3 separate regions of the Mus musculus genome follow, and regions 2 and 3 are each linked to region 1. A link is a loop called in an ENCODE intact Hi-C map of the cell type or tissue named here. Cell type or tissue: heart. All regions are shown on one strand.

What was found. Hi-C counts contacts between places; a loop is a spot of excess contacts. Peaks named below come from ENCODE experiments on the same cell type or tissue, not always from the same donor. Only the 100,000 strongest peaks of a DNase experiment are listed, where the experiment ranks them.
Region 2: a loop joins it to region 1, with 2.2 times the contacts of the local background. A loop is called at or near these places in 3 of 42 quality-filtered maps.
Region 3: it touches region 1 in a loop (4-fold over the local background); 4 of 42 quality-filtered maps call a loop at or near these places.

Annotation. Positions count from the first base shown.
Region 1 is chr7:80,583,135-80,585,634 of GRCm38, forward strand. No RefSeq gene overlaps it. Among named protein-coding and RNA genes, the nearest start is that of Gm42398, 28 kb to the left of the region's middle. In heart, a CTCF peak has its summit at 1,142 (motif pointing left); DNase peaks (open chromatin) are centred at 234 and 937; H3K27ac peaks cover 635 bases.
Region 2 is chr7:80,470,546-80,473,045 of GRCm38, forward strand. The region is part of intron 15 of Blm (Bloom syndrome, RecQ like helicase); the gene reads right to left. Among named protein-coding and RNA genes, the nearest start is that of Blm, 63 kb to the right of the region's middle. In heart, a CTCF peak has its summit at 1,407 (motif pointing left); no DNase peak of the experiment used is centred here.
Region 3 is chr7:80,341,646-80,344,145 of GRCm38, forward strand. It overlaps Hddc3 (HD domain containing 3), which reads left to right and starts at 1,492. Exons shown (of 4, transcript NM_026812.2): 1 at 1,492-1,604; 2 at 1,894-1,949; 3 at 2,071-2,311. The coding sequence starts at 1,493. In heart, CTCF peaks have their summits at 1,444 and 1,651; DNase peaks (open chromatin) are centred at 255 and 1,446; H3K4me3 peaks cover 1,289 bases; H3K27ac peaks cover 1,124 bases.

The DNA.
Region 1 (2,500 bases):
CTTTGAAAAAACGTATTAGCGACGTAAAAAGCATGTGACTCTTTGTGGCTTGGTAACTTTCCCCATCACATCTAGATTTCCTTTTGTTCTGTTAAACAGAATTTTTTTTTCTTAAAAGCACACTATTACTGGGGCGCATTCCCCTACCGCTGATCCTTTCTCTATCATCCACGGTGCACACCTCTCTACCAAAGCTGCCTGGGTACCAGCCAGCCCCAGTGATTTCTAGGAGTTCCAGGTTCCAACCACTTGAAAGCCTAGCCTCAGGGGTGTGGCTCGGCGCTGTTTTGCATCTGTGATCATGAATGTGCACATTTATAAAAACAAGGCTCTTTCTTTCTGGACAGTGGTAGAGATCAATTCAGGGTTTCACTTTCTTCCCCAGGCCAGTAAAGCCCTTTAAAACACCTTTTTTTTTTTTTTAAATTTTACATTAAAAAAAATGCATCCAGTGCCTACAGAGGCCAGAAAAGGGCATAGGCTCCCTGGAACTGGAGTCTTGAATGGTTGTGAGCTGCCGTGCAGGTGCTGGGAATTGAGTCTGGGTTCTCTGAAGAGCAGTCAGTGATCTTAACCACTGAGTTCCCTCTCCAGCACCTCTCTCTCTCTCTCTCTCTCTCCATATATATGTATGTATGTATACGTGTATATATATGTATGTATTTCTAAGACAGGGTATCATGTAGCCCAGGCTGGCTTCAGTCTTGTCATATAGCTGAGGCTGGCCGTGGACATCTGTCCCACCTCCCAAGCATTCGGCTTCCATGTGTATAGCAGCTTGCCCGGCTTCAGGATGTAGCTTGAAGCCTTGGGAATCCTGTGCCATGGCAAGGACAGAGACAGAAAGCAGGAGGTCGTGGAGTCAGTCTCCTTAGGGTCAGGGCCTTGCGTGCCCACTGGCAGATAGGTGACCCTGAGCCTCTCTGCAGTTCTTTTAGGTTGCTGGAAGGAACGTGGGTGTGCAGTGTCTGATCGTTGGTAGTGGTCACTAAGGATGCTGATGGCCTTCTGTCACTGTGGGCGTCAGTCCTTCCTGATGCCAATCTTCAGAGACCCAGGGGATCAAGTGGCTCTCTTTCTTTGGTTGTTTCCCCTGTCCTTAGAACCACTCGTACAGCCTCAGCTCCATCTAGTGTTCACATGGGGACACAGCCCCAAGATCTTACTGCAAATCTTACTTTCCAGAGCTGCACAGTGAAGCCCATTTAGAGTAACCCTCCAGTGCTAATATTTGGCATTTCAAATCAAGTGTTGTACAAGCCCAGTACTCTAAGCATCAGTACATATTGTCCTCAAAGGGACAGATTCATGTAACAAATAGTTGTAAAAAATGATGTTGACTGCCAGGTGTGGCATGGCTTCAGTTCCAGCGCTGGAGTCAGAGGCAAAGGAGGATCCCTGTGAACTCCAGGCCAGCCAGGGTCTTAAAAAAACTGACATCGGCTGATGGAATTCTTGGTGCCAGGAACAATTCTAAATTCTTGAATTGTGCAAGTTCACTTCCCACAACCCAGTATCATGACATGGAAGGTGTTTGTTTCATTTCAGAGGTGCAGAAAGATGAAGTAAAATCTGTCCCTCTGAGTGGACGTGATCCTTTAGGATGCCCGTGTCCCAGTGGCTAAGGACAGTGCTCACTGAACCCCATGGGCTATAAAAGGATGAATTGGTGTGGGGGGAGGGAGGTGGCGGTGAGGTCTAGGAGGTGAAGGGGGCATGGGGTGTGTTGTTTAACCAGTATCCACTGCAGAGATGTATGAAATTCTCAAAGAATGAGCAGAAAATATGGAAAAAAAGCACCACTCTGTTGAGTGTAGACGGGGCTGCTGGGTGAGCAGGGGTGAGGAGGGAGCCAGAGTGGGGGCTTCTGAGTGTCCCACTGGGGCTCAGGCTGGATTGAGTGTGGAGAGAATGGCTTACTCAGCAGCTGGAGCACTGGGGTGACAACTGTGACCACAGAAAGAGCTTAGCAGCAGGGAGGTAGTGACTGAGCTCCGACTCTATGCCAGGCACAGGGATTCGGCATAAGGGCAACAGCCACGCGCCCACCTGAACCCTTGAGAACTGTGGGCATGGAAGGCCAATACTGAGGGATGGTTTCTCACCCACAGATTTTTTCACTTTTAACAAGGTTTATTCTTCTTCTGTGCTTTGGTGTTTTGCCTACATGTGAGGGTGCCAGATTCTCAGGAACCAGAATTACAGATAGGTGTGAGCTGCTAGGTGGGTGCTGGGAGTTGAACCCAGGTCCTCTGAAAAAGCAATCGGTACTCATAACCACTGAGCCATCTGTGCAGTCCTCACGCACAGATTTGTAAGTAGAAGGTAGGTGGGGTGGCACGTGGATGAGACCGAGGGTGAGGGGTACACGCTTGGCGGAAGCAGATGATGAAGGACTATAGGGGAGTGTGTGGGCCTGAGGGAAAGGGTGTAGTCCAAGGGAGGGCTTCTGGGTTGGGGGAGGGTCAGCAGGATAGGAACTAACAAGGCAGGACCCGAG
Region 2 (2,500 bases), 110 kb before region 1:
GGTTACATAGTGAGAACCCTGTCTCAAAACAGACAAACAAACAAACAGACAGGACTGGCCAGGCATGGTGGCACACACCTTTAATTCCAGCACTGAGGCAGCAGAGGCAGGTATATTTCTGAAAGTTTAAGGCCAGCCTGGTCTACACAGTGCGTTCTAGGCCAGCCAGGGCTTAATAATTGAGAGCTAGTCTCAAACAACTACCACAACCACCCAACAAAAGCCCCAAGGCCTGGGGATGTCGTTCAGTGGAACAAAGCTTGCCTAGCATGTACATGCAAGGCCCTGGTTTGATCCCTACCAACCCCCACATTTGCTTACACAAAACAGAAGCTAGGAGTGCACATAAGCTATTTGAGTCCGAAGTTTAAGATCAAGAAATGAGGCTGGTGAGGCGCTGAGCAGGGTAGGTGCTTTCTGCTATGCCCGATGACCTGGGCTTAATTCTTGGAACCTATACGGTAAAAGGCGAGAACCAACTCACGTAAGTTGTTCTCTGACCACGACACATGCACTGTGGCATGCACCTGTGCATGTACACACAGGAAATAAATTAAAATGCAATAAAAACCACTGGTGTATACTTTCCATTAATAGGCAATCATTATTATTAAAGAATCAAATTACTATTGTACTTCCATTTTCTGAGTATTATTTTTTCAAATGGTTGCTAGGTTATCGTGATTTGAATACTTAGACTTAATAACACAAATTTTTTTAAGAGTTATGAAAGACCATTATTTATTTATTTATTTTTGGTTTTTTGAAACAGGGTTTCTCTGTGTAGCCCTGGCTGTCCTGGAACTCACTTTGTAGACCAGGCTGTCCTGGAACTCAGAAGTTCGCCTGCCTCTGCCTCCCAAGTGCTGGGATTAAAGGCATGAGCCAACACTGCCTGGCGAAAGACCATATTTTTGACAAGCCTGTTTTGAGTTGAAAATATACATGGGTCATGCACTTAATGTCCCTGAAGATGCTGGGTAACATAGCAGGTGTAAACTGCTGGTCACTGACCCTGGCGATTGTACGGCTGACTGCAAGTTGAGGCTGCCAGCACCACACATCACAAGATAAAATCAAACTGTATTTCACTAGCTCATAAAAGTATAGGGGTGGAGAGATAGCTCAGTGGTTGAAAGCACTTGCTGTTCATGTAGAGGATATAGGTTTGGTTCTCAGGGCCCACATGGCAGACCATATTCAGCTATCAAGGAATCTGATGCCCTCTTCTAGTTTTCACAGGCACCAGGCACACATGTGGTTGACATGTACATTCGGGCATTTACATATACATATAAAATAAATTTTAGATGGGGTTGAAGAGATGGCTCAGCGGTTAAGACCACTAGCTGCTCTTCCAGAGGCTATGAGTTCAATTCCCAGCAACCACATGGTGGCTCACAACCATCTGTAATGGGATCTGACGCCCTCTTCTGGTGTGTCTGAAGTAAGCAACAGGGCACTCAAGTACATTAAATAAATAAATAAATAAATAAATAAATAAATGTTAAAAAAAAAAATTAGAGCCTTCCTCCCAAGCCTCCCCCTACCAAATTTAAAATTTAAAGTATGGCTTAATTGAACAAATTAAGCTATCATAAAGCTGAAATCAATCAAGGCACCATACATGGAAGGCTGCTTGTCCAGGTTCTGTTTAAGAATACAAACCAGCCATCCACATATGAACAACTCATTGCTTTGTGCTGAGTATCCTTGGTGCAGTAAAGATCACACTCAGGCTTTACAGTTAGATGAACTTGGAGATTAGGGACCTGCGCCTCACCACTTCTCCAGCTCATCCTCTCCTTGACAATAAGGTAAGCAATTGTCTCATCGTTTAGAACTGTGGTAAAGATAAAATGAGCTGACAGGTAGTAAAGCATTTAAGACAGCAAGAGGTGGCTTGGTGGTTCACTGCTGCAGTACCAGCACTTAAGACTGAGGCAGGGGATCACAAGTTCAAGGCCAACCTGGGCTATACCAAGTGAGACTGTATCTCAAAAGAAAACCAACTAAACAAACAAAAAGCCCAACAAACAACAATAAGAAACTAGCAACCTTGTTTTAAAAAACAAAAACAAAACAACCAACCCAACTGAAAAAACTGCCCTAACATGGGAAGTGAGGATGACCCACACTGCACCAATGATGCCAGTGCATCAGGCCGTTCCTCCCATAAATGGTCCTTCACGTTCCCTAGGGCAAGTTACAAAATCTCTTTGTAGCTCACTTTTTCACAGGAGTTACTGTGGCTAGTGCCATTTCCCATGATCAGTACCTGTGCCAGCATAAAGGAGACCAGAGTCTCAAAAACATAGGATTATAAAACATATTTAAGGGAGCACACACACCGGGCGTGGTGGCGCACGCCTTTAATCCCAGCACTCGGGAGGTAGAGGCAGGCGGATTTCTGAGTTCGAGGCCAGCCTGGTCTACAAAGTGAGTTCCAGGACAGCCAGGGCTATAAAGAGAAACCCTGTCTCGAAAAACCAAAAAAAAA
Region 3 (2,500 bases), 240 kb before region 1:
GAAAGGAATGCCAGGAGAGAAAAAGTTGAGCCATTGTCAAAAAGGAAGAAAGAAAGAAAGAAAGGAAAGAAGAAAGAAAGAAATGAAATGAGCGTGTGAAGCCAACTGTGTTTCTATCTACCCATTCCTCAATTTCTAGGCTGCACGGACACCTTGGGGGATATGGATTATTCCATTTTAGACCCCAGAGACCTCTGTTCAGCCTGTGGGGCATCCCTCTGTAACTGCAGCGCCATGGCAACCACCAAGCCTGTCAGAGAGTCCAGTCATTAGGCTTTCCCCTGAGCCTTATCTCCCCAGCTGCCAGCCCAGACACAAAAGCTACCTGCCTGGTGGAATACACTTAGCAGCTGGCTGTCTCCACTTCTCAGAACCCTTTGGGGAGATGCCAAGGTCTTGCTTATCCCTCATACTTCAGAGCTGCCAACGCCAAGACGGGATTTCTCCAGAAGATCCAAAGCTCGATGGCCGGTAAAGAGAGAAGGATTGTTCCAGTGCCTACCCAAGCTAGGCAACACTATGCTCCTGAAACCGCGGGGACAAGACTCACTACCTCAAGGGCCCAGAGCAGAGGTCTGGGGACTGAAGCAGGCTCCCTCATGATTCAAGAGATGAATGCAAACGGTTTCTGTAGAAACAGTGTTGTGTCCCAGGAGCCCACATCTGAAGCAATTAAGCAAGATCCAACTCTCCAGGTCAAATCCTAGCATCTCTAGGGCCAAGATGTTAGGTTCAGATGCCCAAGATAACAGAGACTGACCCTGTGAGGAGAGCGATGTTTGGAGCACGTTGAAAACGGTCTGGGTGTTGTGCCAGGCTGTAGATGGCCTTTTTCTCGTGGAAGACGCTGTCTCTGCCTCCCAGGCTAGATAAAATGGGCTTTCCCCCCACGATCCCACGGCCACCCGTGCCTTCCAGCTCTGTACCCAGCACTCTGTGAAACTATCACTTTTGGTTTTGTCTCCCTTTTCTGCAAAGACTGTTAGTTCTACTACGTCCTGGGGCATGGTGGGGAGAACGCTGCACCAGCCGCTGTGATTGTTGAAAACTTCTATATCCAGGATCTCGGTCTTTAAAGAACCTCCGTTGAGAATGGGATGATGGTTCAGTGGGTAAAGTGCTTGCTGCACAAGAATAAGGACTTGCATTCTTTCAGATTATTGCAATAGCCAGGTAAAAAAGCTGGGGATGGCAACCTACGCCTGTTGTACTGTGGAGGCAGAGACAGGAGACTCCTTGAAACTCGTTCGGTAGCTAGTCTTGCTAAATACCTGGGCTACAGGTTCAAGGAGAGTCTTTGTCTCCAAAAACTAAGGTGGAGACTTATAGCCTCTATAATCCACACGCACGCGCACACACGTTGGGGGAGGGGGGATGAATGAATTACAGCTTGTTAGAAATAGTTCCGTTCTCCGAGCCTCCGAAGCGCCAGGCGGCGCTATAGGTGATTTGTTCGGACTCCGAAGCTTCAGTCCCTCGCGCCACCAGCGCAATGGGCTCGGAGGCAGCTCAGCTGCTGGAGGCTGCTGACTTCGCCGCTCACAAACACCGACAGCAGCGACGAAAAGATCCTGAAGGGACTCCCTACATTAATCACCCCATCGGTGGGCGCGCCAGTTGGGAAGCAGCCCTCGCGGCCCGTGGCGGGTGGGGACTAACTGGGACGGGAACACAAAGCGCATATAAATTACTGAGCGCCTTCTTCGAGTCCCAAGCGTTGTATCAACCACTTTTCATGCGTTATGCGTGTAAGCCTCACCTGGGGTAGAAGGCAGGAGTGCTCCCTTGGTACAGTCGATATCCCAAGAGGGTAAGGGACTTTCCAAGGTCATCCAGCTGGTGAGGTGCTACATCTGGCTCCTTCTAGACTGACTTCTGCTTTGCCCCTGCCAGGTGTAGCCCGGATCCTAACCCATGAGGCTGGAATCACTGATATTGTGGTGTTACAGGTAAGGCTACCCTTCTCTGCCAGGAGGCTGGTGCGGGAAACCAGAGTACTGTTGAACAATGGGTGCTATTTATTTGGCTAGTAGGTTAGTGTCACTGGGCTGAATGGTAACCTATCCCCAGGCCGCCCTGCTCCATGACACAGTAGAAGACACAGATACTACCCTGGATGAGGTAGAGCTGCACTTTGGAGCACAGGTTCGACGCTTGGTGGAGGAGGTAACAGATGACAAGACTCTGCCCAAACTGGAAAGAAAGCGGCAACAGGTGGAGCAGGCACCACACAGCAGCCCAGGGGCCAAACTGGTGAAGCTGGCAGACAAGCTATACAATCTGAGGGACCTGAATCGCTGCACCCCTACAGGTATGCTCTCCTACTGGCTCTGAGGAGAGAGGGGGAGGGGATGGCCAGCTTCTGAAAATACAGGTTGGTTAGATTCCCAGAAATAAGTCGGGGGGTAGAGTGGGGAGGGGTGGTCGTAACACCTCCGACTAAACCTCTGTCTTAGTCAGGGTTTCTATTCCTGCACAAACATCATGACCAAGAAGCAAG